Regions from separate parts of the Mus musculus genome. Here all the other regions are linked to region 1. Evidence: chromatin loops called from intact Hi-C (ENCODE). Cell type or tissue: left cerebral cortex. All regions are shown on one strand. Links, peaks and the distances in the headings refer to the core of each region. The heading gives the core; the rest is flanking DNA.

The links. A loop is a pair of places that touch in the nucleus more often than their neighbours do. Peaks named below come from ENCODE experiments on the same cell type or tissue, not always from the same donor. Only the 100,000 strongest peaks of a DNase experiment are listed, where the experiment ranks them.
Region 2: it touches region 1 in a loop (6-fold over the local background); 32 of 42 quality-filtered maps call a loop at or near these places.
Region 3: it touches region 1 in a loop (6-fold over the local background); 10 of 42 quality-filtered maps call a loop at or near these places.

What each region holds. Positions count from the first base shown.
Region 1 is chr13:51,612,592-51,623,319 of GRCm38, forward strand. No RefSeq gene overlaps it. Among named protein-coding and RNA genes, the nearest start is that of Gm52049, 21 kb to the right of the region's middle. In left cerebral cortex, for the core only: CTCF peaks have their summits at 4,344 and 5,570 (motif pointing left); DNase peaks (open chromatin) are centred at 3,419, 4,267 and 5,461.
Region 2 is chr13:50,956,505-50,967,232 of GRCm38, forward strand. No RefSeq gene overlaps it. Among named protein-coding and RNA genes, the nearest start is that of 1700048B10Rik, 28 kb to the left of the region's middle. In left cerebral cortex, for the core only: no CTCF peak of the experiment used is centred there; a DNase peak (open chromatin) is centred at 4,481.
Region 3 is chr13:51,562,994-51,573,721 of GRCm38, forward strand. Shc3 (src homology 2 domain-containing transforming protein C3) reads right to left here and starts at 6,458. Exons shown (of 12, transcript NM_009167.5): 1 at 3,978-6,458. The coding sequence starts at 4,451. In left cerebral cortex, for the core only: a CTCF peak has its summit at 3,480; DNase peaks (open chromatin) are centred at 2,846, 3,197, 3,546, 4,722 and 5 more places; H3K4me3 peaks cover 4,946 bases; H3K27ac peaks cover 4,181 bases.

The DNA of each region.
Region 1 (10,728 bases), core at 3,046-8,045:
TTTAATTAATTATATATTTACATTAAATACCTTTCATGGCTGAGATTTATTCTAGATGAGGTTTTATTTTAGAAGAACAAGTCGTTCCCTATTCCAGACACAAGGACTGAGCTTAGGTCAATATGGAGCAGGAGAGAAGATATTCTAGCTTGTTCTTAGGGATGTCTCTCAGAGTGTCCCTGCCCCTGTGGAGGCTTGTGGTGGTGCCCTGGAGTTCCTGATCCAGAAGATCTGGGAGTACCGAGAACCTCGTGAAGTCACTGCTGCTGATGCTGCTCCAGGGAGCAGGGTGTTTCTGGAGCCTGTGCCCTGAGCCATTCTCCTCCACGGACATCTGCTCTGCCATCTTTGTTTGCTCTACCGTTTCATTGTGTTGGGTCACATGGGTTCGATGCTACCCTGGGCTAAACTTCTATTTTTCCAAGGATGTGTGTTTCTGAGGTTTACTTAAACATAATTGGCAAAAATTGTATATGCTTAGACTGTGCAATGCCATGTTTTGATGGGTGTGCGTGTACATTCTGAAATAATTGCCTGTCATCGCATCCATTGCTTCCCGTGGTTGCTGTCTCTTTGTCTGTGGTAAGAACATCTAAGATAGCCTCCCTCAGTCATGTTCAAATGCACAGTCCAGCGGGCACCAGCTACAGACAGACATCTGGACATTAGGTATCCAGGATGCACTCATCTTGCATAGCTGGAACTGAACCGCCTTCAGTCCCAGCCTCATCCCTCCTCCCCCGAGCTCCCATTCTACTCTCTGCTCTCTTGAGCCAATATATTTTGATGGCTATATAACCAAGGTCCTGTATCTTTTCTGTGTCTGGCTCATTTAGCTTAGCACCATGCTCACCACACTTAGCCATGGCTTCATACATGGAATGGTTTCTCCATTTTCAAGGCTGAGTAATATTTCACGAGATATTTTCTCATGCAGTCGTCGATTGACACATACATTGACTCACATGTCTAGACAGGAATAACTCTATGAGTGAACACAGGTTGAAGGGATCAGATCCCCAAATTTATTTTCTTGGAGCTTTCTGGGTCACATAGCAATTCCTTTTTTAACTTTGTAAGGATTCTTCCCAGTTTTATATAATGGTATAATGGTGCGGAAAAGTTGGTTTCTTCACCAACATTTGGTATCTGCCATGTCCCCCATCAGGCTTAGTTCCTCTGTGGCCTCAAAAAGAAAGAAGTCTCATTAGACACATTTTCTGCATGTATTAGGATAACCACCAATGATATTTACTCTCTGTGGTGTCATATGTAAAGCCAAGTTATTTATTCCAGAAGTTTCCTTTTTCTTAATATAGGCAGACGTCACTGGTAATTCCCCTCTCTGAAGTTGCATCCTTTAAGATGTGGTTTCATTTTTGCTCACCTCATACCGTTTTTTCTTTCCTTCCCGGGATCTTCTACCCTTAGGATGCTCAAGAGTCTGTGGCCCACCCTTGAGAGGCTCCCTCTTGTTGGTGATCTCGTTTCTATTTTGACCAGAAAAGATATATGATAAGTACTCAAGCTTCTCTTCTGTTCTTATTTTTGTTGAAACAGTGTCTCACTCTGTAGCCCAGGATGACCTAGAATGCACCGTGTAGCCCAGGCTGACCTTAAACTTCTAGCAACCCTCCTGCATCACCCTCCCATGTGTTGGGACTACGGGTTACCAGCATTCAATCTTCTTAAACTTGCTACCAAAATCAATTTTTTGGCGTATGATCTGTCCTATGGTTTGCATCTGAGAAGCATACACATCCTGCTGCTGTTGGGCGAAATCTCTGTGTGTCAGGTCTGTGGGTCTGAGTGTTACAGTGTTATTCAAGTTCTTGTTGAGTTTTGTTTTGTTTTGTTTTGTTTTGTTTTGTTTTGTTTTGTTTTTCGAGACAGGGTTTCTCTGTGTAGCCCTGGCTGTCCTGGAACTCACTCTGTAGACCAGGCTGGCCTCGAACTCAGAAATCCGCCTGCCTCTGCCTCCCAAGTGCTGGGATTAAAGGTGTGCGCCACCACGCCCGGCTTTTTTTTTTTTTTTTTTTTTCCTCAATGATGTATCTATTTTGAAAGTGAGATGTTAAAGACTACTACTGTGAGCCATTGCTGTCTGTACGCTCCTTCAATTCTGCTGATATACTTGCTTTATACACTTCTGTACTGTTACGGTGAGTGCATCTGCCTGTATTCTTGTTTGCTCCACACATTGGCCATGGTCAAATGACCACTGTGCCTTATGGCAGATTTTTACTTAAAGCCTACTTTGCATAAGTATAGCCATTCCTGCTTCTGCTTGCAGGAAAGTCTTCCCCATCCAGCTTCTATGTCCTCAGAGCTGATGTGTGTGTGTGTGTGTGTGTGTGTGTGTGTGTATGTGTGTGTCATTGATTTCACAGTATTCCACTCTTCCCCTTATAGGACTTCTGCAGAGAAATCTGCTGATAGCCTTGTGAGGGTCCTGATGCAGGTGGCAGGAATCTTTTCTCTTGGTAATTTCTAAATTCTGTCTGACTTTTAATAAATTGACCACTATATATCTTAGTGTAATCTTATTTTAAAAGCTTTGAATTCACGAGCTTTGGTGTCCACATCTTTCTCAATAGTTGGGGATTTATCATTTGGAAGCTATTATTTCTTCAAGCAAGTTTTCTTCTGATCGATCTTTCTCTTTTCCTTGTGGAACTCCCAGAATGTCCATGCCGGCCCACACTGGGAAGTCTCAGAAATCTATAAGCTCCCTTCACTTGTTTTTATTCTGAATTTTCTTTTCTCTGACTAAAGGGAAAACTTCAAGTGGCCCTTTTCAAGATTACAGAATCGTTTTCCTGCTTAGTCAAGCCTGCTGTTGTACCTCTATCATGCTTCTAAGCTTACTCCATGCATTCCTCAGTTCCAAAACTTCTAGGATTTTTGGTTTTCTTTTTTGTTTTTAGGTTTCCACCTCTGCAGAACTTCTCATTCCATCCATGGAGAGTGGTCTCACAATGACCTCTGTGTGTTCCCTTACAGCTCACTGACATTTCTGATTTTCCGTGTTCTTGAAGCCTTGTGTTGCTACCGACACATCTGGAAAAGCAGGCGTGTCCAGTCATTACTGAATGGCTTTGAAAGAGACAGGCATCCACTACTCACCCGAGCTAGGGATTCTGGGAGTCCCTCTGGTCTTTTCTGTGACTTTATCCCTTTGGCTCACAGTTGGGAAATGCCTTGGAAATATAAACCTCATCTGAATCTCGTAAAGCTAAGCCAAGCTCTGAGTTGTTCCCTTTCCCTGGGACGGTGCCCTGAGTGTTCAAGGTTAGTAGCCTGCTCCCAGCTCGGCAAAGTCCAGCTGGTCGCCTGCATGTGCTTGGGGCAACAAACAAAGGCTTATGCACACTGTGTTGGACAACTCTTCGCTCACTTCCGTGATGCAATGACTAACAAAAGCAATGGAAGGAGGAGTTTATTCTGCTCACCGGCTGGTCCATCATACTGTGGAGATCCTAGAGGGGGTGCAAGACAGCTGGTCGCAGGGCAGCCACAGTCAGGAAACAGATGAACGCCAGTGCCCTCCTCACTCTCTCTTTTTTAAGTCTAGAATCCTAGCCCACGAGATGATGTCACACTCACTTGGGGTGGGTCTTCTTACCTCAACTAGCCCAATCTAGATAAGACACACCCAGAGGCTAACTTAACAAAGTCCCTCATAAGCACGCCCAGGAGGTAATCTATGTGACCCTATATGCCACCAAGTTGACTATCAGCGTTAGTTTATGGGAGACCACTAGCTATTGGGATGTATACAGAATTCCCCGAGACCCATCTAGACTTCTAGCAGGAGCAACTGCAGTGGTGGAGGGATGTGACTGACCTCTCAGAGCTTCCAAGGTATCTGGATGACCAATCATTCTTTGTTGGATTCGAGACCCTGTCATTATGAACCCCGCCCCTTCTCCCCCACCCCACCCCCTTTCCTGCCTAGCCCCAGGCTATTTACTCAGGAAGAGGCAAAGGGTTTGAGTAGACCAAAACAGAACCACGCCTGTTGGGCTCCCACGTGACCAGGAAACCAGGCATTCGTTGTGTTCTTGTTTTCCCTCCTTAGAGAAGTCACCGCAGGAGGATGCTCTTGTCACTGAGTTCTGCAGATGGGGACCGGCCTATGAGACAGTGAACCTGCCTCATCTACTCTCCTTGACAGGCTTGTTCCTCCCAACCCTCACCCCCTTCCTCTAATGAGGTATTGAAGCCTCTCTGCTGAGCTCCCCGGGCCTCCCACAAAGGCATCCGTATGCATGGGCGGTTGCCAAACTCAGTGTGCCTGTGGGATGCTGAGGGCTGCAGTCTCCTGCTGTGCCTATGTTGGCAGTGTCTCTCCGTGTGTTGGTTTGTGAGTCACGAGATGAATGGCTACTTTTTATTGGTGTCTTAATATTCTTCTTTGGTTCTTATTGCTTTAAGAACATAATGCATACACACATGCATAATTTACAGGATCCAGTTGTTAAGACATCAGACAGGTAGATTTTTCTTAGTGGGGAGTGGAGGTCAGTGCCTGCAAGCCCAGCACTTTGGCCACTAAGGCAGGAGGATCATGAGTTCAAGACCAACCTGGGCCACACTAACAGTTACGAGCTAGGTTGGGTTAGAATGAGACTGCATCTCAAACACAATAAAGCAAAAACACCCACAAAAAAAAAAAAAAACAAAAACAAAAAAACAAAAAAAAAAACCAAAACAAAAAAACAATTCCCTTTCTGTTTACCCAGGAAACTAAAGACTTTATACTTATCCTAAAATAACACACACACACCACACCACACCACACACACACACACACACACACACACACACACACACACACACATCTAAGTGAACAGACATTCTGTTAGCTGAAGCTCTATGGATTACAGTCTTACTGAGCCACTGAAATTCTGGAACACATCCAATTATAATGTGCCAACAAGCCAAAACTATTGTAAACTTTGTTAGATATTGATATTAAATGTGCATAATTCAGTGTTTGAAGAGCCCTTTTTCCTAGGAAGAACACACAATTTCCTGGTATCTTAAATACATAGTATTGTGACAAACGTACCTTCTTATTTTTCTGTTTTTCTGCCTGTTGGCTATGGTTGAGTGGTTTGTTGGTTGGTTGGTTTGTTTTGGATCTTTGGGCTTTATGGTTTGGGGGAGTCTTTTGGGGTTGTTTTGTTTATTTTGCCACCTTAAAAGCTGTTAGACAAGCCAATATGCAGGATAACCTGCCATGTCTTCTGCTTCCTGTCCTGCAGAATCTGGTTATTTTCTGCCACCCTAGCGTCCTTTAGCCAGTGATACTGGAGCTGGCTCCGCCCCATAGGAATCTTGTGAGCCTATGGCTATACACTTGGTAGGCTGGAATCTGACGCAGAGAAGGAATACTAACACTGGGGGTTAGTCCATGTTTCAGAAGAAGGAGGGAAGGGAGAGGGGAGAGAGAAGGGGGGGAGAGGAAGGAGGAGGGAGGGAAAGCGGGGTCATCCTAGTTCTAAAAGTGGGCTGCTGGTAAACACTAGGAGCAATACGCCCCCTTGTGGCTGTTTTCAGGATTGCAGGAGATGCGTGGCTAAAGATCAATTATTTCATCCCAAACACTTTTTATATAAGGCTTTAGAATAGTGTTGATGTTTTTATTGTTAAATATCACCTGACTGCCTAGGTTTTATTCAAAGGATCCAAGGAACATGGTTTGAATAGCATTACCAAGGATTGTAAATATCCATTGGTATAAGCTTTTTCTTGCAAAATTTCGTTTTTTAAGACTAGATTTTCTATAGTTTGCTGTGGCCATGTCAAAGGAAACAGCCTGACCCGAGGTCATCTGTGTCCTTCATGTGCACAGTGGTACCACAGAGGAACAAAAGCCCCTCGGCTCTGCATATTAAGTCAAATGACCTGAAGTCTCCATTCCATTTCACACACATGATAGACAGTTTCTTATTGTGTCAGAACCCCCCCCCCCCCCCAGGCACCCCGGTCCTGGCAAGCTAGCTGCGTTCTTCCTTCCCTGAAGCTCCTTGCCGTATAGTTCCAGGTGACAGTTCAAAGACTACATTGCAGTAGAGCCTCTGCTTCCGCAGGAGGTTAACCTTGTCAGGTTGACAAGATCTAGAATCACTAAGGAAAAAAGCCTTGGGGCATATGGGGGCGGGGGGGGGGGGTTTCCAGACTGGGTTAACCGAGGTGGGAAGGCTCAGTATGGAACGTGGCAGCTGCTACCGGATAGGTTGAGCTAGCGCTCCCTCTCGCTCCCCCCCTCACCTTCTACCTCCCCTCCCCTCCCCTCCTCCTCCCTCCCCTCTTCCTCCCCCCTCCTCTCCTCTCCTCTCTCTCTCTCTCTCTCTCTCTCTCTCTCTCTCTCTCTCTCTCTCTCTCTCTCTCTCTCTCTCTCTCTCAGCCACTTCTAGCTCCTACCACTTCCCCACTATTCTCTTGTGAACCAAAACAAATCCTTCCTTCCTTAAGCTGCTTGGTTCAGGCATTTTGTTACAGCAGCAAGAAAAGTGAGCTATCTAACACACCATGCAGCTGTTCTAAACCAGTATCCCCCACCCACCTGACCATTATGTCAAGCAGAGTGAAGGGAAGCCAGCCTCTCTCATCCTGCAGGAAAGTTATCCAGTCCCGGCAGAGCAGGACCTCACACAGAGTTCCTGAGTTAAGAGCACAGGCAGGGTTTCTTTATTTAGCCCTGGCTGTCCTGGAACTCACTTTGTAGACCAGGCTGGCCTCGAACTCAGAAATCCACCTGCCTCTGCCACCCAAGTGCTGGGATTAAAGGCGTGCACCACCATTGCCCCAGCTACCATTAACTTTCATGTATTACCTGGCATTGCCTTCTGGAATGACTTTGAAGAAGGGACTTAAATTTGTATAGCATTCTTTGTCTGGGAGGAAAAAAACAAAACCAGAACTCACAGAACAGACCCGCTTTGGCACATACATTTGTATTTGCAACACACTATTTCGAAGGATTATGCCTTTAATCCTCGCACTGGGGAGAGACAAGTGAATCTTCTGGTTCAGTCTATTTGGTATTCTGTAAGATTTGTGTACGTTTATCGGCATCTCCTTCTTTTGGTTAGGGACCAAGTTTTTTCTACAATTTTGTTGAAAATATTTTCTATGTCTTTGACCTGGGTTTCTTCTTCTTGCTTCTTCCTCTATTCCTATTATTCTATTTTTTTAAGATTTATTTATTTTTATTTATATGAGTACACTGTAGTTGTCTTCAGACACACACTAGAAGAGTACATCAGACTCCATCACAGATGGTTGTGAGCCACCATGTGGTTGCTGGGATTTGAACTCAGGACCTCTGGAAGAGCAGTCAGTGCTCTTAACCACTGAGCCATCTCTCCAGCCCTATTCCTATTATTCTTAGACTTGAACTTTTCATAGTGTCCTGAATTTCTGGATGTTTGTGTCAAGAGTTTTTAGATTTAACTTTTCTTTTCTTACCAAGTTATATCTTTCTTTTACCAGGTCTCCAGTGCCTGAAATTCTCTCTCTACCGCTTACATTGTGTTGGTGACGCCTCTGTGGTTCCTGTTTTGAGTTCCTATATTTTTATTTCCAGTTTGCCCTCAGTTTGGGTTTTCTTTACTGATTATATTTCTATTTTCAGGTCTTGAATAGTTTTATTTATTATTTCCTTCCATTGTTTATGTTTTCATAGATTTCTTTAGGGGATTTATTCATTTCCTCTTTATCCTTAAGGATCTCTATCAGATGCATCAAGGCTATTGTTAAGTTTTTTGTTTTTTTTTTTAATGAATGAATGAATGGATGGATGGATGAATATCAGGTCACTAGGGTAAAGGTTAACAACTGAACAGTCATTTATATCTGCTGGAAGGAAGAAAATCAGTTTTCTCCAACAGAGTGACACTGGTATGTCACACTCCAGGACTGGCCTTATGTTCAAGAATAGTTGACCAACATATAATTGGAGTCCACAGTTTTGTTTTATTTTGTTTTGTTTTGGTGTATTGTTTTATTTGGTTACAGTAAGGTGGGGCTTGCAGGGGGGAGTATTTTGTTCTTTTGATTTGGGAGGATATTGTTGTATTGGAGTTTTGGGTTTTTGTTTTTGTTTTTTTTTTTTTTTTTGAGAAAAAAAAAAAAAACATAAGGTTGGGTGGGTAGAGAGGAGGAAAGAATTTAGAAGTGATGTGCCAGGTGTCATTCATGAACCTCAAAACACCACCAAGCTCAGGCTTGGGTTCTCCTCCAACCCAACCCTGACATAGCAAGATAGGAAGAGAAGGCAGAGCAGCCTCGAGCCCTCAACAAGCCAGTTTTTTAAATGGGAAAGCAGGAGCAAGTGAGGGGGTGAGGGATGGGGTGTCCAGTCTGACAAGCATCTAATAGAATGGCTATAAGTCGACCGGTGGATGCTCTGAAGCACATATGCAATCACAAACAGTCTGAGAGTACATCTGAAACAACCAGACGAATTTTAACTGTTCAACTAACTTTGACTATTGCTAGGAAGTAGCTTTGGAGCAACTCTGGCCAAGGACAAGCTGCAGAGTCCTTCCTGGTATGTGAGTGCAGTGTGGGTTCTGCTACAGGTCAAGTTCTCAGGCTTTTCTTCTTTAAGAGGGAGGCCAGTCTCGAGATGGAGTAGGTTTGACCTCTCAGAAGAACCTAGAGGAGGGGAAATATGATCTTTTTTTGTTTGTTTGTTTTTTGGTTTTTTTTTTGTTTGTTTGTTTTGGTTTTTCGAGACAGGGTTTCTCTGTATAGCCCTGGCTGTCCTGGAGCTCACTTTGTAGACCAGGCTGGCCTCGAACTCAGAAATCCGCCTGCCTCTGCCTCCTGAGTGCTGGGATTAAAGACGTGCGCCACCACGCCCGGCGATCAAAATATTTTTAATCCAAACTGTTTTAGGGCTGGCGAGATGGCTCAGCCGGAAGAGCACTGACTGCTCTTCCAGAGGTCCTGAGTTCAAATCCCAGAAGCCACATAGTAGCTCACAGCCATCCATAGTGAGATCTGATGCCCTCTTCTGGTGCATCTGAAGACAGCAACAGTGTACTTATATATAATAAATAAATTTTTTTTTAAAAAAATAAAGAAGATAAATAAGGAAGCTTTAGGAGATTACAAATTTTGTATATAATAAAACTTTGAAAATGGTATACACACATATAATAGTAATTTCAATGAACTAAAACGAGAGAGGAGGGAGGGAAGGAGAGAAGAAGGAGAGACTAGCTCTGGAAGTGGGGTTATTCCTCTCCCATTTCAGACCCAAGCATATTTCACACAAAGTGTCCCCCAAGGACATGCCCCCGAACTCCGAGACAGAGAACAGCAAAACAGCCTGAAAATTCGAAGTTCACCCTTGAGGAACCTGGAAGGTGAACCACTTCCAACAGAAGTTGCTATTGTTTACCCTATGATGTAACAGTACCTGTGGTGGGAACCAGAACTGGAAGCTTAGCCCTGGGACACTCAGCCATGGGAGTGAAAGCTCCGTTAGGAACTCCAAGAGACTGCCTCAGCTTCCCCACTCAGTGCCTGCTTGATGTTGTGAGCACCCAACTTGATAATGTCATCCTTATCTGCTCTTTCACTTAGGAGCCCCATCCTAGAAATCACTTTACTCTGGGAACTCTGGGATTATATTGGGAACTCCAGGATTATATTGGGAACTCCAGCTGGCTGGCTTAAGAGCCCAGACTTGGCTTGTTTTGATGATCTGTTACTATCTATCTATCTATCTATCTATCTATCTATCTATCTATCTATCTATCTATCTATCTATCTAGATATCTATCTATCTAGATATCTATCTATCTATCTAGATATCTAGATATCTATCTACCCATCAGTCATCTATCATTTGCTGTTTTGTTTTTTGTTTGTTTTTTACTTTGGCTTGCTATATACTTAAAAAAAAAATCTCTGATTCAAAACCAGGCATTTGGCTATTGTAAATCATTCTCTGGACTAAAGACTTGTAAATTAGAAAGGGACTAAGTAGTCATTAGCTTGCTTTTACCAGAATACAAGGGATTCAACATTTTAAAAGATATACTCTAAATCTCTATTGAGTGAAATTAAATGCAACCACAAGATATTGGACGTTACCCTCCAGTGAGGAGGACTTGTGTTCTATAAGTGTTGCTGAAGTCTTGGAGAGCAGCTAACCCTTCTGCCATGCCTGACACAGCTGATGCAGACACTGAGGCCAAGGACAGTGATGACAGTAGATTTTGTCACCTTGCTTACCCCCTTGATTCATTTTTCTTTTCATATGTGGAACGAATGTCGAAACTCTTGCTATCGTGGTTTTCAGTCTGAGAAATTCCATTCAAATTGACCTTCTACAATGTCCGTCAGAGCCACCTGAGATGGATGGGCTGCCTCAGCTGTTCTGTCTACACACACACACACACACACTCTTCTCTCTCTCTCTCTCTCTCTCTCTCTCTCTTTCTCTCTCTTTTAAAAGGTTTATTTATTTATTTTATGTATGTATGTGAGTACACTGTAGCTGTGTAGATGGTTGTGAGCCTTCATGTGGTTGTCGAGAATTGAATTTTAGGAACTCTGCTCACTCCGGTCAACTCAGCTCGCTCAGTCCCTGCTTGCTGCAGCCCAAAGATGTATTTATTATTATTATAAGTACACTATAGCTGACTTCAGTCACACCAGAAGAGGGCATCAGATCTCATGAGGGGTGGTTGTGAGCCACCA
Region 2 (10,728 bases), core at 2,077-7,076, 660 kb before region 1:
GAGCAAGAAGAATCGAATGTAAATCTGTTGCCTTTGCATGCTTACTGTGGCTTCCAGTTGGGTGTTTTGATGGAATTCCTGAGGACGTGAACCAGTGGCTCTCGGCTTCTCGTGCCTTTTCCTCCTGTCTGTCTGTTTTGTCTTATTCTGATGTATTAGTTTTTGTTCTGTTCTATAATTTACTTTATTTTACTACTATCCCTTAGGAGCCTGTTTATTTTCTAATGAGAGACAAAAGGGGAGTGGATCTAGACAGAAGGTGCAGTGGGGAGGAACTGGGAGGAGAGAGAGGAGAAACTGTAATCAGGATATATTAGATAAGGGGGGAAATCTATTTTCTTTTTTTAAAGATTTATTTATTTATTTATTTATTTATTTATTTATTTATTATATGTAAGTACACTATAGTTGTCTTCAGACACACCTGAAAAGGGTGTCAGATCTTATTACAGGTGTCTGTGAGCCACCACGTGGTTGCTGGGAATTGAACTCAGGACCTTCGGAAGAGCAGTCAGTGCTCTTAACCGCTGAGCCATCTCTCCAGCCCCAAAAATCTATTTTCGATAAAAGAAAAAAATGGAATCTTTTTTCCAGCTTGTGGGGTATGCATTCAGACTCAGGAATAAGAGAGGGATCGTGGAATGGGGGGACAGAAAGTTAAAAATGCTCCGGCCCTAGGCAAATACCTTTGACTTGCTCTCCACAGCCTTGCTTGGGACGTCTTTAGGGAAACACTTTACCTGTGCAGGCAATATCCGTTGTTTAGTTGGTTGGTTGGTTGGTTGGTTGGTTGAGACAAGGTCTCATTGTATATAGCCTTGGCTATCCTGGAACTTGTCACAGAGATCCATCTGCCTCTGCCCAAAGGCTGGGATTAAAGGTATTTGTAATAAGCCAAGCCTTCCTTGCTCAAATGAGCTAGAAGGTCTTGACTGAATCAGCAGGAAGAGCAACCTAGATCTGTGGGTGTGTGCTCTCTTTCCCTTCCCCTGCCCCCTTAACTGCCCATCATTTGTCCTACCTCAGGAGGCTGGGTTTTTTTTTTTTTTTTTTTTTTTTTTTGAGACAGAGTTTCTCTGTGTAGCCCTGACTGTCCTGGAACTCACTCTGTAGACCAGGCTGGCCTTGAACGCAGAAATCCGCCTGCCTCTGCCTCCCAAGTGCAGGGATTAAAGGCGTGTGCCACCACTGCCCAGCTCCACTTTGATTTTTATGTGTGCAAGTGTCTGCACGTGCGCGCATGCGGTGGCATTAGCATGGTGGTCCGAGGACAAAGTGGAGGCTGTTCATCCTTCCGTCCTGTGTGTCCCTAGAGTCAGCCCCAGTCCCTCAGTCTTAGCAGCAAGTGTCTTTACCCACTGAGGCATCTCCTCGACCCTGTTTTGTTTTTTGAGACAGGGTCTCAATGTAGCTCAGGCCTTCCACGGACCCTCTGTGTAGCAGGGGGAAGCTTTGAATTTCTGATCCCCCTGCCTCTTTTTCCCCAAGAGCTTAGGCTCCATGCCTGGCTTGGGATGGATAAAACTGAGTCCTCCTGTGAGTTAGCTCGTAGCTGCGAGACAATTAGGGAAAGTCCAAAGGATGACTGCTGGGCACACCCGGAAGACAGTTGTTCCAGGAATGTAGAGAACACAACTGTTCCACAGCCTGCTCACTAGCAAGTGCTCAGCGACTGACCGGAGAATCTATCTTCATGCTGCTCCGTCTCAGAGTAAAACCAGGACTGCCTCCAGCAGCAGACGAGGCTCTAACCCTGGTCTGCCACTCACTCGCTTCCTCATCTCCTTTCAACGGCAGTTCCTCCTCCCCCACCGCACAATGTCCCTTCACTTAGGGTAGACACTGGCAGATATGATACCTGTCCTTCTGACTCATTTAATTCCAGACAGGTGCCTACGTGTTTTCTCTGCAAAATGGGGAGGGGAGGAATCAATGTGGGTCTGCCATGATTCACGGAAGCCAGACGCGATTTCCTTTCAGGCTATGACTCATCTGAAAATGCGGCGAGAACCTTGACCTTCATGCACTGGCTGTGATTTTAAAAGCACGGTCACTTTCTGCCTGCTTTGAAGATGAATTTAACTCCAGACTCCATCAAGTGTGACTTTTCGTTCCAGGGGGAAACTCCCTGGAAGGTCCGAGGGTAACACAGTTGCAATGGCTCTGCTAAGGGAAAAGTTATTTCAAGCACAAGTGGCTCAACTCTCAGCTGCTCCAGGCTTCAGTGGAGTTGTGCTGACTGCTCTCCTCATAAAGTCTCAGGTTCTCCGTGTATAAAACAAGTGCTTCAACAACCATCTCTGTTTCCTTCAGCCTTCTCTGCATGTCTATAATTTGCTTACTAATTTTCTTTTTAAAATATTTTAAAAGTAAAAGAACATAGATTTTTATTGTTTTATTTTTAAGTGTGTATGTGTGTGTCTTTGTGTGGGCATGTGCACACATGAAGATGCCACTGGATGCCAGAGGCATCAGACCTCTCTGGATCTGGGAATCATGGGCAGTTATCCCGACATAAGCATTGGGAACCAAAGCCATGTCTTCTGAAAGAGCAGGGAGTGCTCTCAACTACTGAGCCAGCTCCCAGTGCCACACCTCTTTATTTTGTACTGAGATTTGAACCCAGGGGCTTGTGTCTGCTGGGCAAGCATTCTGCCACTGAGCTAAAGCCACAGCCTAATATTTTTTAATTAATGTACTTGGAATGTGTTAGGGACCTTTTGAGAACAAAGAAAAGACAACATGACTTAATTAGTGTCTGGGTACTTAAAACTGCAGTGTTCTTGCATTCCTTCAGCCTCAGTATAATGGCAACATTGATGTAGCCTTAGTGTTACAGTAACCCCATAGCCATAGAATCGCCAGTGAAAATACTGTTGCCATATAAGCTGCTCCCTAGCAAAGAGTTTCAGTGTCCTGTTTCTCTGAACAAGAATCCTATAACAAAAGCACACATTCAAATAAATGAGAGAGAAGAAGACAAACAGACACAGAGACAGAGAGAGGCAGAGAGGCAAAGAGAGACAGAGACAGACACACACACACACACACATATATATATACACACACATATACATATATATATATATATATTGTATATATTCAAGATCTGTATGGGGAAAACTGAAGGAAATCAGAGAAAAGATAGTCCATGTTCAAGGATAAGACTTGACGTTGTTAAGACATTCCTCCCAACTTGATCTAGAAGATCCAGTGCGATCCCAGAAGTCGACTTCTTCATGAATATTTACAAACTGATTCGACGACTTTATATGGAAAACCAAAGAAGACCAGAGCAGCCAACACAATATTGAGGAGGGACAGAGCCAGAGTACTGACTCAGCTTCAAGCCTTTGTATGAGGCTCCAGTAATGAAGACATCACGGAATGGATGACAAGATGAATGAATGAATGAATGAATGAATGAATGAATGAATGAATGAATGAATAAATGAAGATACAGAGAGAGCACCTGTCAGGGGTGTTCTCATACACATAGCCAGCTGCAGCAAAGCAGACACAGTGAAGAAAGGGACAACACACCAGACAGGACTAGACATGGTCACCACACAGTTTGTGTTACACTGTTAATATAATATAATAGTTAATATTAAAATGAATCACAGACTTAAAACTAAATGTAAAGCACAAAGCTAAAAATTGTATAAAAGATAACACAGGAAAAACAAACCTAAATGATCTTAGACTTGGTAATAAGTTTTGAGATACAATTCATAAAAGGAAAAACTGGTAAATGGGTGTCATTAAAGATTTCTGGGGAGTCTTCCACTTTGGCCTTTGGATGAAGAAGTAGAACTCTCAGCTCTGCTTGCGCCATGCCTGCCTGGATACTGCCATGCTCCCACCTTGATGATAATGGACTGATCCTCTAAACCTGTAAGCCAGCCCCAATTGTTGTTTTTATAAGGAAAAAACAAGATTTCTGGGGCCTAGGAGACTGCTCCTCTGGTAAAGCCTTGTATGTGTTGAGTTTGGATCCTCCAGGACCCAGTGCCTGTCATCTCAGGGATGATGCAATGAGAAACAGAAAGAAAAGGTCCCCGAAGCTGGGGGCCAGTTAGTCTGGTTTATGTGGCAAAGTCACAGGCCTCTGACAGACCCTGTGTCAAAGGAAAGGTGGGTGACACCTTAGGACTGACCCCCTAGGTTCTCCTCTGACCTTCACATGTGCACCATATACACATAAGCACACATGTGCACCATACATACATAAGCACACACATCCTTTAAAAATTAAAGACTTCTTGTCTAAGGGAGAAACTATTAAAGAATGAAAGAGAAGCTACAGATAAGGTTGCATGGGGCAGCGGGATTGCCAAGCACCACCTCATAAAGTCTTCAGATCTGAATCACCCAAGAACCCTGCAAATGTCTCGGTATTAAAACAAACCGAAATTACAGTAGCAAGCCATCTGACTAGACATCTCACCAGAGAAGAAGCGGAGGCAGAAAACGAACAGATGAGCAAAAAAAAACGTACACTAAGCAGCTACAAGACAACAGTTGAGCCCTGGTAAAAGAGCCCGGATCCCAAACACAGATGACACCAAACCCTGGCAAAGATAGCAGCTGACTCATTCGGTGCTAGTGCGAATGTGAACAGGTGTGGCTACTTGGGGAGACCATGAGGAAGAAGTGCCTCAGAAAGTTGAATACCACCCTTGCCCCAGCACTCCTTGGTGATGAAACAAAGAGTTGAAAGGCTCCAGATAAGTTCACGCGCAGCGGTTTCCTTCGTTGTCAGCATGGAGAAACGACCAAGATGTCCCATACTAGATGAATGAGACTCAAAAGGAAAGAAAGCCGGTGTGTCTGCCCAGTTACTCAGCTGTGAAGGGGAATGAGCTAAACCAGCACAAAAAGACATGAGCTGAGAGCCCTGGAGAGGCACAGCCCTGAGAGGCAGAGGGAGCTTAGGAGAGTTAGAGGCCAACGTGGTCTAGACAGTAAATTCCAGGATAGCCAGGGCTATGTAGATTCTGTCTGAAAACAAAACAAGTATGCAAAACCAACAAAGTCTTCCGCCATTGGGAGGGGGGAACAGTCTGAAAAGGTTACTTACATCTGAGTTCTCCTGCATGGTATTTTGGAAAAGGCTCCAGAGTCTATTAAAAAAAAAAATGTCAGTGTTTTATCAGGATTTGGAGGGCTGGAGAGATGGCTCAGCGGTTAAGAGCACTGACTGCTCTTCTGAAGGTCCTGAGTTCAAATCCCAGCAACCACATGGTGGCTCGCAACCATCCGTATTGAGATCTGACACCCTCCTCATGTGTGTCTGAAGATAGCTACAGTGTACTTATGTATAATAATAAATAAGTCTTTGGGCCAGGGGGTCGGGACAAGAGAACAAGTGTATCCTGTGCAGTTGGGACAACCAACCTTGTTTACTGAAGTGAAAACACGTGACTTGATATTTAAATATAAATAAATAAATAAGGATTTGGAGAACACCAAAGAAGGCAGGAAGGATGAACACTGGGGGCCAAGAGACAGTTAAGGTAGCGACACCCTCCTGTGGCGTTGTCATGGTGAGACTGTGGTTTTGTGTGTGCACCAAAATACCAGAGAACACAAGCGTGAGCCCGAGAGATGCTATGGGCTTCAGTTATGAAAGCAGACAGGGACTGCGTGGTTTCCCACGGGGCTGTGCCCCAATAAGCTTATTGTAGAAAATAGTGTTCAGTCACAAGTCTGCTACACCGGATCTGCTCTCTGCATTGATGACTGTACCTTGGCAGTGAGCAAGGATGGACATCTGTCCCACTCACCATCTGCAAAGGCCACCAGTGAACATGAACACTCACGCTTGTCACCGGTCTCCCATCAGCTATTTCTATTGAGCTTACAGGCTTACAAGACTGTTTTCCCAACCAGGGATTGATAAATGTGGTCTTCGGGTCTGTGCCTTCTCTTTCTTCCTTTAGCAGTTTTTTGTTTGTTTGTTTGTTTGTTTGTTTGTTTGAAACCAAAGTGTTATCATGAAATGCGCTCCTGCTTATCCACCTTTCCTCTTTCGGGTCACACTTCGGGGCCTAGGTCTAAGAATTCTTTTTTTTGTTTGTTTGTTTGTTTTTGTTTTTGTTTTTCGAGACAGGGTTTCTCTGTGTAGCCCTGGCTGTCCTGGAACTCACTTTGTAGACCAGGCTGGCCTCGAACTCAGAAATCCGCCTGCCTCTGCCTCCCCAGTGCTGGGATTAAAGGCGTGTGCCACCACGCCCGGCTGGTCTAAGAATTCTTAAGCCCAAAGTCAAATGCTTTCTCCTATGTTTCCATTCTCATTTACATGTGTGGCCTCTTATGGTTAGATTTTTATTCCTTCTCTCGGTCCATCCACCTCCCCCCTTCCTTCCTTCCTTTCTTCCTCCCTTCCTCCCTTCCTCCCTCCCTTCCTCCCTCCCTTCCTCCCTTCCTCCCTTCCTCCCTTCCTTCCTCCCTCCCTTTCTTCCTCCCTTCCTCCCTTCCTTCCTCCCTCCCTTCCTTCCTCCCTTCCTTCCTCCCTCCCTCCCTTCCTCCCTTCCTCCCTCCCTTCCTCCCTCCCTTCCTTCCTTCCTTCCTCCCTCCCTTCCTTCCTCCCTTCCTTCCTCCCTCCCTCCCTTCCTCCCTTCCTCCCTCCCTTCCTCCCTCCCTTCCTCCCTCCCTTCCTCCCTCCCTTCCTTCCTTCCTTCCTCCCTCCCTTCCTCCCTCCCTTCCTTCCTTCCTCCCTTCCTTCCTCCCTCCCTTCCTTCCTTCCTTCCTCCCTCCCTTCCTCCTCCCTTCCTCCCTTCCTCCCTTCCTTCCTCCCTCCCTTCCTTCCTTCCTTCCTCCCTTCCTCCCTTCCTTCCTCCCTCCCTTCCTTCCTTCCTTCCTCCCTCCCTTCCTCCCTTCCTTCCTGTTATTTATATTTTAAGGACAGAGTCTCATATAACCCAGGCTGACCTTGAACTTCTGACACTCTTGCCACGCACGGCTGCCTAAGGACTGGGATTCCCAGCATGTGCCACCATAGTCAGTGTATGAATGCTGGGCTTGAACTGGGGGATTCATGCATGCTAGGCAAGCGCTTTACCAACTGAGCGTCACCTCCAGGCCCTAAGAATATCTTCTTATGACGTGTGTGTGTGTGTGTGTGTGTGTGTGTGTGTGTGTGTGTATCCCCAGCCCTTCTCTGTGTCTTATTCCTTTCTGTTTTGAGACAAAGTCTCACTCTGCAGCCCAGGCTGGCCTTGAACTGGTGATGCTTCAGCCACAGTCCCCACTGAAATCATAGACATGTTCTGGTCCCTCAGCATATTTAGCTTAATATATTAATATAACATATCTTGTCATGAATTTTGTTAAGCCTGTACTATTATATGGTCACTTAGCATATCTAAGCATACTCCTAAGAGGTGAGTGTCGGATCTTTTGTTGCATTCTCATTGGCCCCTAATGCACTGCACTTTTTCATTTTAGGTTTTTTTCGCCTCTGTTTTTCAGATCGTACATATTCTATTGCTTTCTCTGATTTCCCCTGACATATAATATACATTCTTCTATTGAGCCCATCCAGAGAGATTCTTTTGTTTCAAAGTTTAATCTTCAATTCTATCACTTCCTCTAGGCTCTGGTATGAGTGCTGTTTTCTTGCTAAAATCTGTTTCTTCATTTGTAAATCATAATTGGATTTACTCTTTTTAAAAAAATATTTTCTTTTTAAATCATGTATGCGTGTTTGTGTGCACTTGCATATGCATACGTGCAGATCCATGAGAAGGCCAGAAGAGGGCGCCATGTCCACAGAAGTCGGAGTTTCCGGTGTCTGCGCTGCTCTGCGTAGGTGCTGGGATGCAGGTCCTCTGCAGAAGCAGCAAGTTCTCTTAACTGCTATATTTACCATGTACTGTCACTTTCGTGATGGCTTCTTTAAGATCGTTGCCAGACAATTCCAGTATCTGATTCTTCCTGGCAGCAGAACCTGATTTCTTTTTTCCAGTTGTAATTGTCCCCGGTTCTGTTATGACAGCTGTATTTTTATTAGATCCTGGATGAGCGGATGTTATCAGGAGACCCTTAAGTCCTCTCTGTTAGCAGGCAGTATCTCTGCTCATGTTTAGTGAGCAGCTCATCTGGGATAACTGTCACGGGCTGACGGTCCAATGGCAGCAGCAGCCCCAAGCCTTTGCAAGCAATCGAAGCTGAGTTGGTGCTGTGAGAGCCAAGCTGGAGGCTAGTGTGGGAATACAGATTTCAGGCATGAGATGTCAGTGTCAGGAAAGCTGCGGGTGTGATTGCCCACAAGAAATGGCTTTATTCACAAGCCTGATAACTTGAGTTCAATCCCCAGAACCCATGGCAAAAAGCCAGATGTGGAATTCATCTGTCATTCCAGCACTCCTCGTTTGAGGTGGGAGGCAGTGACAGGAGATCAGCTAAAAGCCCGAACGTCAGCTAGCCTGAAATATGCAAGCAAGAAAAAACAAGAAAGACCCTGCCTCAACAAGGTAAGAGGAGCCATCTTCTAAATGGTGTCCTCTCACCTCTGCATATGCTTCATCGTACATGGTAGCCACATTCACATTCACACATATGTAGGGAGCCATTCCGGACTTCCTGGTCAGCAGGATGGAAGTCTGCTCCAGGTAGTAAACAAGCCCATGTTTGGTGGATGGCCCGCCCTTAATCCCTGATTGGCTGAGAAAGCCTGCCTGGTGAGGTGATGTGACCTGTGGTAATTGGTGGGGGCGTGGTTGTGGCTGGAGAGGAGAAAAACACTTGTAACTAGAGAGGCAGGGGATTTGAAGTAAGTAGCTGTCTGAGTAAACTGCTTAAAGAAGAACCGGTGTTTGCATCTTTCTTGCTGGTCGAGTGGGACTCGACACACATATATACATCATGCACACGAATAGCCATGATGATGAGAATGATGGTGATGATGAGAATGATAGTAATAATAATGAACTTTTTAAAAAATATATACCCAGAAGAGTGCAGAAGTTTGGGACAGTCAAGGCCATCAGAGCTCCCAAGAGCAGAGCCCAACACCTGTTCATGTCTAACGAATGAAACCCATAGGCAACAATGAATGTGAAAGGCAAAGAATTATGTTAAGCAACAGGGAGAGCCTCCTGAGACCATGAAGCCATTCAAAGATGACTGTTACTAGAGCTCCACTCAGCCAAAGGGGTCTCAAGAAAAGGTTGTAACTGTGTAGCTCTTGCTTGGGGTTAAAGGATGGGCTTTGCAGAAAGGAGGGAACCACAGGGAGAGCAGCCAGAGGCTGTCAATCAGCCTGCTGCCACCTGCGTGCATCTGTGGGTTTCCAGTAAATGGGATGCCTTTAGTTAGAGTCCCAAGTGGTTGTCACCAAGCAACAACCTGTGTGCTCAGCAGGAGGCGCCGTCAGGGTTAGGAGCTCACTTGACTACCTGGTGGGGTCCAGCTAACTCCTGGCCTCACCAGAAAACACCCCTCCCCCACCCCTCACCTCCTGCTGGCACTAAGTCTTGCCATTTTTGGTGGGAGCAGGACTCTGCTTGGTCCCTACGGCTACCTGCTCATTTTGGAGGTGGCTGGGGACACCAGGCTAAGCAAGAGGAAACTCTTCTTGATTCTACTGCTCAGCTGTTTCTGTCTCAGGGGTGCATACTGTGGTCCTTGTGTGTAGGAGGTACAAACAGAAATATTTTAAAAACGAAAACTCAACTTCTGTTCAGAAAATAAAATTCTTCATTGTTATTTTTTTAATTAATCTTATTTTATATTTTATGTGTATGACTATTTTTTCAGAGGCCTGTCTATGTACCATGTGAGGACCTGGTCCCTGGGGAGGTCAGAAGAAGGTACTGGACTCCTCAGAACCGAAGTTATCGACAGTTGTGGTTACTGGTAATCAAACCCAGGTCCGTTGTGCCCACCCCACCCCCCTCACCTTCATGCATGAACAACAAGCGCTCATAACCAATTATCTTTCTCCCCAACCACCTCCCTTCGTTCTTCCCACCCTCTGGGGAAATTAGTTTTATATTTTTTTTCTCTGTTTTAGGTCATGATGTCACGTCCTGTTATGACCTGCCCTCGTCCTCGGGGAGCTTTTCTGTTGCGTGTCCCCTTGTCCCTTTGTCCTCCGTGTATACAGACAGAGTGCTCCTGCCATGCCACCCTCTGCTTCTCTTCCCTCCAGGCTGCAACTCACTCAGCAACAAGTTGGCAAGGCCCAGTGGCCCCTTGTTCAATGGCAGCCCCTGCGACAAGGCACACACTGCATAGTCCCATGCTCTCTACACTCAGCAGCTTCCAGCATTGTCTTCTTATGGGTACACTAGGATTTTCTAGGGCTTTCTCTTCACTTGTGGGCTCCATCCTGTACCCCACCATGAACCCAGAATCTATCCTTGCTGCTGGGTCCTGGCATGGTCTTGATGGGGACAGAATGACATGGATCCTGCCCCTGGCACAGAGCCAGGGAACATGGCCCTCCAAAAGTGTCTGATGACTGCTGAAAGCAAAAGGAGTCTTTACTTTATGGAATGTCCTCCCCCCTCCCCCCCCATTAACATTAACGACTCCATGATAATCAGACAGCATGAGTCCAGGAGGTGAAGGTGTGGCTAATGTCTCAACCAAAAAACAGTAAATACTGGGACTTTCAGGACAGCCCTTGAGGCTGTGGAAAAGAACTCTAGAAACTTGAGTTCAAAGATACATAATTTCTTGCCGGGCAGTGGTTGGCACACACCTTTAATCCCAGCA
Region 3 (10,728 bases), core at 2,415-7,414, 50 kb before region 1:
CACATCTCAGCACATCAACCCCTCTCAGCCTTTTAAAATGTGGTTCGAAAGAGCCTTTCTTTTGATGACCATGTTGGGGCCAGCGGCTGGCCTGATGCAGACCACAGTCTCACAGCCCACAACTGTTGTCTCTGCAGCCACCAAGCAGTTCCAAAACCAGGCCTTAGACCTGCTTGTCTGCAACGGCTCTTCGGTGCCGGGCTCAGACCAGCTTTCCTGTCTAAGGTCTCCCTCACTGGAACTAGGAAAGAGAAGAAGGAGCAGCCTGAGAGAGCCCCATGCCAGCCACTCTCACAACACAGGTGGGGAGCCACAGAACTGTTCTCCTTTATCTCCAGCCATCTCCAGCGACCCTTACATCCAAATAGAGAGCAAGCTTTAGATTGGCACATCATGACAGTTCATGGTTCTCAGCTGTCAGGGTTTCCGTTCTGTCTATCCGGGGCATGGCTTGTTGTTCATTCTCTATTATGATACCACAATTAAGCATGTATCTGGAATACTTAGAGGGTGTCTTAGTCAAGGTTTCTATTCCTGCACAAACATCATGACCAAGAAGCAAGTTGGGGAGGAAAGGGTTTATTCGGCTTACACTTCCATACTGCTGTTCATCAACAAAGGAAGTCAGGACTGGAACTCAAGCAGGTCAGAAAGCAGGAGCTGATGCAGAGGCCATGGAGGGATGTTCTTTACTGGCTTGCCTCACCTGGCTTGCTCTGCCTGCTCTCTTATAGAACCCAAGACTACCAGCCCAGAGATGGTCCCACCCACAAGGGGCCTTTCCCCCTTGATCACTAATTGAGAAAATGTCTTACAGTTGGATCTCATGGAGGCATTTCCTCAACTGAAGCTCCTTTCTCTGTGGTAACTCCAGCTGTGTCAAGTTGACACAAAACTAGCCAGTACAGAGGTGTAACGTAGTGTTGCCACTGAGACCTGGCTGGCAAAGTCTAAAGCTGAGCCCTCCAGAGTGCATAAGCCCCCCACCCACCCTTATTGAACAGCAGGCTCAGGTTGTCATTAAGTCCACAGAGTGCTTACCCAGGATGCTGGAAGCCCCAGGTATGATCCCCAGCACCAGGGGATCTCCAGGGACCAGACAGGGCTACTCACACCTGCAATCTCCATACAGAGGTGGAGGGAGACAGGAGGATCAGAAGTTCAAGGTCATCATTGACTATATAGTAAGTTCAAAGCCAGCCTGGGATACTAAGACCCTGTCTGGGCATGTAGGGAGAGGGGTGCTTTTTTATGGAAAGAAAGGGATAAACTAACAGCAGGCTCAAGGGTGGCAGAAAATATGGGTTAAATGTGCAGGGAGCTAGGAATCCTGTTGGTTGGGAACTTTTTTTAGTTTCCAGTTTCTCATACTTCTTCAACGTTAGCAGCTGCCCACAGAAACAAATCAAAACCCACCCAGCTTCAGTATCCACAGTGCCCTCTCAAGTAGATGAACTTGACGTGTCGGAGTTATCACTCCTGTATATGACATCCAGTTGCCACCTACCAGGAAGTACTTCTCATAGATCGGGTGTGATGATGCAGTGCTGGATTTTTCCAGAAATCTAGAAAACATCCGGGGCATTCTTTAACTTAGAAAAACAAGTGTATAGAAAGGAGTTGAGTCCTTTCACAAACTCTAAACCCTAGGGTTTTAGAACTGAGTTCCGGGTTTAAGATGCAGGCTTTTGAAGGTTCCAGAAGAACTCTTCGTTCATCAATAACACCATCAGATAAACACCACCGTAAGAAGTTTTTTTAGTTTTGTGGGGTTTTTTCAATAAAACTAGTCGGTTTTGAAGTCAACATGACAATGTGGGAAATCTGCTCACATGTGCCGACAGAGGGCCACGTGATTATGCACACAAGGACTGCAATTGTCCCTTAGTATCTGTTTGGCTTCCTTTCTGTGTGATCTCAAACTTCTCCGGAGATGCGGGGAACCACCCCTGGCTTTATGCTCACAGGAGCATAAACACTCACAGCTGCGGATAAACAACCAGGCCAATAACAACTGGGTCACTATAGTGTGGGTCACTGGTGCCTGCATCTCTATGTGTAGGTGCCTCTGGGGCACTGCTGTACCCTCTTCCTGGGGACACACATAGACTCTGAGTAGACCCAATCAGCTTTCTGGCCCTGGATATACGGCTGCTGACACTGGGATAACTCAAAACTGTCCCCACAGAGAGATCCCAGGCTAAGCAGGCTATCTTATCTTCCTATGTTGGTCCTGTGGCGTCATCTCACAAGGGCAAAGCCTTCATTAAAGTGATTTTTCTCCCTAAAATACCATTTTAATTTGTCTGGCTGAATATTCAAATTCCAGATTCACTGACCTACTGTTTGGGCACCGGTACAGCTGACACCAAGTCAAATGGTTCTTTTAAAGTATGGGTTTGAAAAAATGTCCCTCATTTTGAAAGCAACCCTCTACGTTCTATGGGGTGCGTACCCCAACAGCTCTACCCAAGCTCTATTTACCTATTTTTTAAAAGCTTAACAGAAACAAGCAGAAGAAGCAATTAGGAGACTACCAGAGGTAATGACTACATTCCAGGCACAGTTTAATCCCGAGGTTATCAGTGTTGGCTTTCCTTTGCTTATCGGGTTGGCTTTGCCCTTTGGGCCCTGGACGTATCAGTTAAATGATCAGCAGTCATCCTTTCCTGAGATACACGCAACAGGATGTGCGTATATTATGCTGATCTGTGCCCCCTTTGTGAAAGTATAGTGACAGTATATGTGATTTGTGTTCAGTAGCTGAGAGGACCAATTAAAAGCAAGCTGAAGAGAGGGAGGTCCTCGGCCACATTCCCTACATGCGTTTTATACAGTCAAAGATAATGTGCACCCCTTAGGGAATTTGGTTCCAAGCTGCCAAGATGCTACATTTTATCTGAAGAAGTGTCCTATGGAAGTTTTAAATTGGATCTGCAACTACCGCTTACAGGCCAGACGTCTGTCCCACAGGTTTGTTGACACAGGTGACTGAGAGAGCATCTACTTCAACCGAAAAAGCAGTGCCCTGGGGCAGAGCATTGGGGGGGGGGGGGCACGATGAAATGAGCCCCTGGTCTCTCTCCTGGCTCTCATCTGGGCAAAGCATGGCTGTGTCTGCTGCAGCTGGTCTGGCTGGAAGAAATGAGCACTTGGCAGATGGGCTGAGCTGTGCTGGGTACCTTATAGGCCTTGGCACGCTTGAGAGCTGCGGGGATTCTATCAATTACGTTGGGATCTTTAAAATTATTATCATTTTTTGTGTTACAAGAAAAGCTCCTTTCCCTCAGGTGGGTCCAAGAGCCACAACCTCATTCCCTCTTTAGTCCATGAAAAGGTAAGACTTTTATCATCCTGAAAAATAGTCTCAAATGCTCCCCATGGCTGTAAACCAAAACAGTTCAGAGCCAAAGAAAATCTTTCTGGGTAAGACGCTAAGAACCCATCTTTTATAGGAAGCAAGGCAGTGTCTCCTGCCCTGCCCTCTAGAAGCTGGTTGCTCTTGCTCTGGGGGGTAACTATGGCCCACCCCGCCGCCAGGGGAGGACACAGAAGTTGTGACATCGCTCATCGGGGAGAAGGCTGGCTGCCAGGCTTGACAAGTGTACCTCAAGTAGGCCAGACCATGATCTCAGGGATGGATTTCTAGGGAGAGAGGGACATCTGATGAAGCCAGGTGACCAAAGCATGCTTCAACAACGGTGCCTTGGGGAAAGCAGGCTCCATGCGAGGTGACCAGACAGTTCACCCTTTCCCCCCCACACAGAGCATTTCTAATTCTCTCCTTGCCCTGTCGAGCAAGAGAATGGCTAAGGAGGGCTTATTTCCTCACATCCAACTGTCGTCTGTGTTCCCTGGGGCTTGTCCCTGAACCCTGGGGCTTCAGAGAATGACATCTGTCCCCAGCCCTGACTTCCTCCTCCCCACCGCACCCTGTCTCCGAGACCCCCACCCAGCAGTGTGCTCGGGTTACCCACCTTGACCACATAGGTGACTCCCGGCCCCAGCACCTGATCGCTGGTGTGCGGCGCGCCCCGAGGGGGCCTGGGCAGTGGCTCGTCGCCGGCCCGGCTCTTCCTGGTGGCACTCATGCTGGCGGCCGGGGCGCGGGACCCGGGGGTCGCGCTGCCGCCGTCCGGGGCCGCCAGGCTGGGCGCGCTGCAGCTGCCCGAGAGCCGCGCTCCTGCCCGCTCCCGGGCGGCCGACGACAGGCCACGCAGGCCGGAGCTGGAGAGTTTCAAGTGGGACACCTTGTGGAGCAGGTGGCCCAGGCTGCCGGGCCCATCGTCCGGCGCCTTGCGCAGCGCCTCGCCCGACACCAGGTAGGGGCTCGCCGCGGGCTCCGCCGAGACCTTGCCGCCGCTGCCGCTCACCGACAGGCTGTGGAGAAGGTCATCGACCGATGTCACCGAGTCATTCCTGAAGCGGTTGTACTTGGTGCGTGGAAGCATGCCCCTCCGTGGGCTCGCCGCATCCACCCGGGCGCTGCTGCTGCCGGCCCTGGCGCGGACTGCCGCGCATAGCACACGAGCCGCGGTCCCCCGAGCGGGACGAGGAGCCCGAGTCCCAGGACAGCCTTTCCGGAGAGGGACAGCCGAGGCCGACGACCGAGCCCTTTTCACCGTTACAAGGCAGCAGAGCAGCAGCCACGCAGCGCGGGCCCTGGAGACCGAGGGTTGGGGTGGAACGCTTGCCTTGCAAAAGTCATAGTTGCGGCTGATGGAGCGAGCGGCCAGCTGCACGGGGCTGCTCCCAGCAAAAGCGTGACTCACTCTGAGGAGACCCTTCTCAACAAAGGCTCGGTGAGCTCCGCAAATCACTTCCTGTAGCAAAAAGAGAGAGAAGAAAACGACATCCACCCGCTGACAGCAACTACAGCCAATCAGTTCTCAAATTTCCTTTTTCTACCTTCGCAGATATTTCCTTCCAGTCTTTGCCTTTTCACCTACCCCCTCCCCATCCCGCATCTGTGCCAAAGGTAAATCCAGTCCCGTCAAATGATCTCTTGAACTTTCCGCAACCCATTATTCCGTGCAATGGCTTGCTCTTCCCTTGCTCAGCTCATGTGGATGAAGCCCAGAAGTGTCTGACAGGGATGCGTTCAAATGTGACGAAGGCTTTTAAAGAAGTCTTCAAGGCGAATCCTGATGAATCCTGATTTTGGAAAGTAGCAAGAATTTTAAGTAGGAAAAAAAAAAAGAGGGGGGACCCTTCACCAGCAGATGAATATTTAAGAAAGAAAGAAAAAAACCTGTCAGTTTCCTGTGGTTTGCTTTTCTTGTTCAGATCAGCAGAGCAGCCATGTATCTGTGGCGGTGCAATTCCTGTACCAATTCACGAAAAAAAAAAAAAATCAGCACAGAAATTTCTTCTCAGTACAGCTCAGAGGGGGTCTTCCCTAATAATTTACAGCAGTCAGCAGCCGTACTCAGCTAGGGTTCAGTTGAAAAATCTACTTCAAAAAAAAACCTGCATCTCTGCTGAGCGGCAACAGGCTCCAGAAATCCATGCCAAAAAAAGAGAGAGAGAGAGAAAGAGGGCCGCGTTTTGAGTTTTATTCCAAGTGAATGTGTTTCAGCCCTGGAAGCATGCCTTAGTAGCATTACCAATCCGTTTCAATGTCCCTTCAGTTGCTGCTTGCAGCCCTGCAGTCAGGCAGGAAAAAAAATGCGGCTGCTCTAACTGTCCATCAAATCCACAGCAAGAATGGCCTCTTCCTTGCGAGTCGGGCCCAGGCTTGCAGTGACACGCACAGGCCTTCTTCCTGACGCTTGGGAGAATAGGACATCGACAGCCTCCCCGAGGGTCTGACCAAGATTCTGAGACCCACTGAGCCCTTCCTCGGTGGCCTCTACCAGGTGGCCTCATGTGTTAAGACAGATAACCTGCACCACCGAGAAGTCAATCGCTGTCAAAGTTTCCTGGTAACTTCTGTGCAAGCGAATGCATTTGCCTTCTAGCACACTAGCAGGTCACCCTGAGTCTTCTCACGCCCAGGGCTGATCTCGGGAGGCAGTGCGGTTCCCAGGCTTTCTGGGAGCCCCAGGAAGGGAGTTTAGGGAGAGCCACCCGTGGCGGCCGTGCAAGTGAGGCCGGTTCCAGAGGACGAAAAAGCGCAGAGCCGCCAGGCCCGCCCTGGCGCAGCAAACACGTCCCCACCGCTCTCCAACCGCGCGGCAGCCCTAGCTGAACAGCCACCCCGCACTCTCTTTTCTCCCTTCCTCTAGCTCGCATAGCAACAGCAGATGCGCACCCCACGGACGATTTCGATGGTGATTGGAGTCCCCCTCCAATCTGAAGCAAGTCAGCCCCACCATTCCCAAACCGTGGTCTTCTTCATTAGAAGCAGACAAAAAGAAAAAAAGAAAAAGGAAAAAAAAAAAAAACAGACCGAATGTGAATGAGATGCTGTTTGTGTGAATGAAAGGGCCGGCGAGCGAGCCAGCGTTTCTGTGAATGGAGCGGGTCCTTGCAGCCGGTGCCAGGCAATCCCCTGGGCTCAGGCGGCTTCAGCCAATGAGAGGCTGAGCCGATGACTCATTCAACAAAGGCTCGCTCAATAGTGGAAGATTCCATTTCAATCAAGGGCGGGATCTTTTATCCAACAGCAGTGTGGGAAAAAAAAAGAGAAAGAAAAAAAAAAAAATAACACCACCCAGATTGATTACAAAAATTCTGGGAGGAAGAAACAAGCCGGTATAGAGAGATGGGGAAAATTAGTTTTATAAGGGTGTTGGAGACTATCGGGTCAGTTCCGGGTGAAGCAGGACCACTCTCTGGGAGGTGAGCTGTACCCAAACTTTCATTCACTGGTTCTTCTACCTCACAGAGCAGCCATGAATGTACCAGCTTTTATTATGAATGCACACAGAAGACCCAGTCAAAGGCTAGCCTCTTCCCCATGAAGTCTTTCCTAATAAAGGAATAAAGAAGACCTATGCAAGCTAAGTCTCCAGAGCAGCGGAGGGGATCCCAAAGCTACATCATTTAACCCTTTAGCCAACAAGGAGACTTTGGATTCTATTATGAGGCCAACGGAGGGAGCCGACTGAGAAAATATGAATGGCGGTGTAAATTTACATACAACAATTAGACTCGTTGGTGTTAGACGTTAATATACCAAGAATATCATATAGTACAGCTAGAGCTGCTGTTAGCTGGAAAGTGATACGAATATTTTGGTGTACAGGAAAAAAGAAAATAAATTAAAGAGCCCAAATGCGTCAGATGGAATTCCACAGCCCCTGCAGGGGAACTCTGCTCACGTGCCTGTCCCAGGAGAGCCCTTTGTTCGCCCTAGGGAGCCTGGCTGTCGCTTATTTTAGGCATGATCCCCCAAAGCCCAAGCTCTGGGCTGTCAACTCGAAACAAACTGGCACCAGTGAGAACGAGGATAGATAATTCTAGATGCCATGTTCAAAGTCTGCGCTATGCTGTGACTATCACGTGTTCACTGGATGCTTATGTTGAAGTCTAATCCTGGCCACCTTTCTTTCAAAAGGTGAAAGCTTAGTCTGTGTCATTTAGGGGAGGGGCTTCTGGGACAGGACTGGGATTAGGTCATCAGAGTAGAGGAGCAATAGCCCAGTCTGTAAAATGCTTTATCTTGCAAGCAAGAGGACCTGAATTCAATCCTCAAAAACTCAACATTTAAAAAAACAAAACCAAAAATACTAACAGACAAACAAATAAATGGGCTGACGACCCAGTGTTACACAGCCAGCCAGCCCAACCCCTCAGCAAGTTTTAAGCCAAGAAGAGACCTTATTTCAAACAAACAAGATGGGGTCAGCAAGATTGCTATCAACCTTGATGATTGGAATTTAGTCCCCAGGAGCCACACAGTGGAGATGATGTTGTCCTCTGACCCCCTACACATGTGCTCTAACATGCATCTAATGAAAAGCTATTTTTAAAGAAAACATGGCTGTCATCCAAGAAATGAGAGTGGAGGCCATACTCTGTCCTCCACATGCAGGTATGGCACACTTCCACACAAGCACACACAAGGATGCACCTGCACACATATAACCACATAGAAGTAGAGAGTCTGAACACACACACTCGTGTGTGCACACAGGCATACGTGTTCCCAGTCTCTCACCGTCTTAAGCCCTGAGCCACCTCAGACTCTGCTAGCAAGAATCCCAAGAATTTGGTCTCTCAGCTGTACCAGACTAAGGAGCAGAGGTAAATTATCTTTATTCATAACTCACTTAGTTTATTGGACTGTGTTATTAACCAGAGATATGGATGGAAATCCTATAACAATGCCAAGAAAGTGCCTTGCCTGGGCAGCTGACATTGAGAACTGCTCACCCCTGACCACCTGTAGCCAGGCATCTTCCACTGAGAGGAGTGCAAGGCAAAGTCCACATTTCCTACCTGGAGGATTCACCTGAGTCAAGTCCTGTTCATCAGAGTGGAGAGTCTAATCAGGTGAGGAAGGGAATAAGTGCATGGGAGTGGCCAGCTTAGGGTTAGGAGCCTTCTGTGTAGAGGCATCAAGTGCAGAGGTTGAAACCCGGGAATTCCAAATTGTCTAGATGAGATATAAAAAGGGTGGTCAGATATGGGGTAGGTGGTACATGCTTCTGATCCCAGCATTTGGGCAGTTGAAGCAGGACATTTGAGGGCTCTAGTGGGACAGTCTGGGTTACATGGTGAGATTTCATCTCGAAAACAAACAAAACAGCCAGAAATTGTAGGATAAGCATAAATCCCGAGCCATCTGAGGAACTGCCCTCACCAACCAGGCACACCTACTGCAAGTCCAGCTTACATCCTGTTTTGCATAAAGGAAGCCAAGGGTCACTGGGGCTACACAATGTGCAGTGACCACATCTTCTATCTTCATGGCCACACACAACCCTGCCTCAGAGAGGTAGGTGTGGTGTACAGTGTCCAGTGGGGCTTCTCCCTTCGGGCAGTGCTCATTCATCATTAACGACAATGTTGCCAGTGGACTGAGAGACAAAAAGGTTCAGACTTTCTAGAAGATAGAAGATGGGCTATATTACAAAGAGAGGCTAGGGAGATGGCCAGTCAGTGAGATGGCTGACAATACACCCAGAACCCACAGAAAAAGCCAGGCGCGGTAGTGTGTACCTGAAGTCCTCATGCTGAGAACAAAGATCCCAGAAGCTCCATAGTCAGTCCTATCCAAACAATGAGCTCTGCTTTCATGACAGATGCTGTCTCAAAAATTAAGGTGGAGCTCAGGGATTGAGAGCACTGGCTGCTTTCCCGGGGGACCACAGTTAGATTACCAGCACCCACATGGTGGCTCACAACTGTCTGGGATTCTGACTCCAGGGAAGTTGATGCCCTCTTCTGGATCCTTCCGCACTAGGGCTCACACATGCCGTCGAAACATCAGTATCCATAAAACAAAAATAAGAAAGGGAGAGAGTGATAAAGACATCTTCCTGCAGTCACACGCACGCACACACATGAAAACACACACAAACACATATGCATGCCAAAAGCATAAACACAAATATTAAGATGTAATAGAGTATAACGGAGGTGAAGCTATTGTGTCTTACAGTGTAAAAGAGGAGACCAGAATGGAAGCAAGTAGGGAGCAGGGACAAGGGAGAGAGAGTGGACCAACTGACCCTCCCTGGGGAGGATGGAAGTGATTGACAGCTCTTTCAAGGTCCAGGTATGAAACAGAAATCTTCCTCAGGAGGCAAATGCAGAGGACAGCATTAAAATCAGACTCGTGGAGATGGCCTCAGGTCATCCAAAAAGAAGGAGAGACACCAGAAATTCGCAAGAACCAAAATCCTTGGTGGACCAATGAGCTTATCCCAGTCATTTGTTGGAGTATGGGTGAGGGTTTACTTACGGGAGCATAGACAATTCAAAGGCAACTATGTTACCAAAAGCCCTACCCCAGCAGGAACAACTTATGAAAGCCATATTCCCCAGGAACTTGCAGGCCACCCCACTGAACAGTCTCCCGCTAGCAACTGCCTACTGCTTTGACAGCCTTGAGACTGTATGAGTTTTACAGGTCTCTGAGTCTTCTTTCATTAACTTCCCCCAACCCCCATCTCTGGGAGGACGTATTTAAACTAGGAGGAAATAACCACACAGTGGGATTGCAGGCTTTGGGTTGGCTTTCCTGGTAGATGTTTATCAGACCAGCACAAATAGATAGATAGATAGATAGATAGATAGATAGATAGATAGATAGATAGATAGATAGATAGATAGATAGATGATAGATGGATAGATAGATAGATAGATAGATAGATAGATAGATAGATAGATAGAAGTGGGTTGAGAAGTCAGAATGGATTTGGGGGGGGGGGGAAGGAAGCTGTCCTTAGTTTCACCTGAGTGTCCCGCTCAAGCATTCAGAGTGTCGGGAGAACAACTGTGACACTGCATGACAATACAGTACTACATAGCCCAGTAACAGCTGAGGAGCGGCCACACAGTAGTCTGTTGTGTACATACCCACTTCCCTAGCCGGGGCCTATGGCTGCCATTGAATAATATTTAGTTGTGATTATAGGCTAGCTTTGCCCTTTGTCCCTCCCTGCCTCAGACAGTTGCTCTTAAGTAGTAGCCCTAGAAGAAAAAAAAAAAATTACACAATGCTACTTAATATCCAAACTACCTATAACACACACCATGTAAGTAGACAAAAGCATTTATTCTGTAGATGTGAGTGACTGGTGCGGTATTTCTAGGTTATACTGTGACAACATCTGT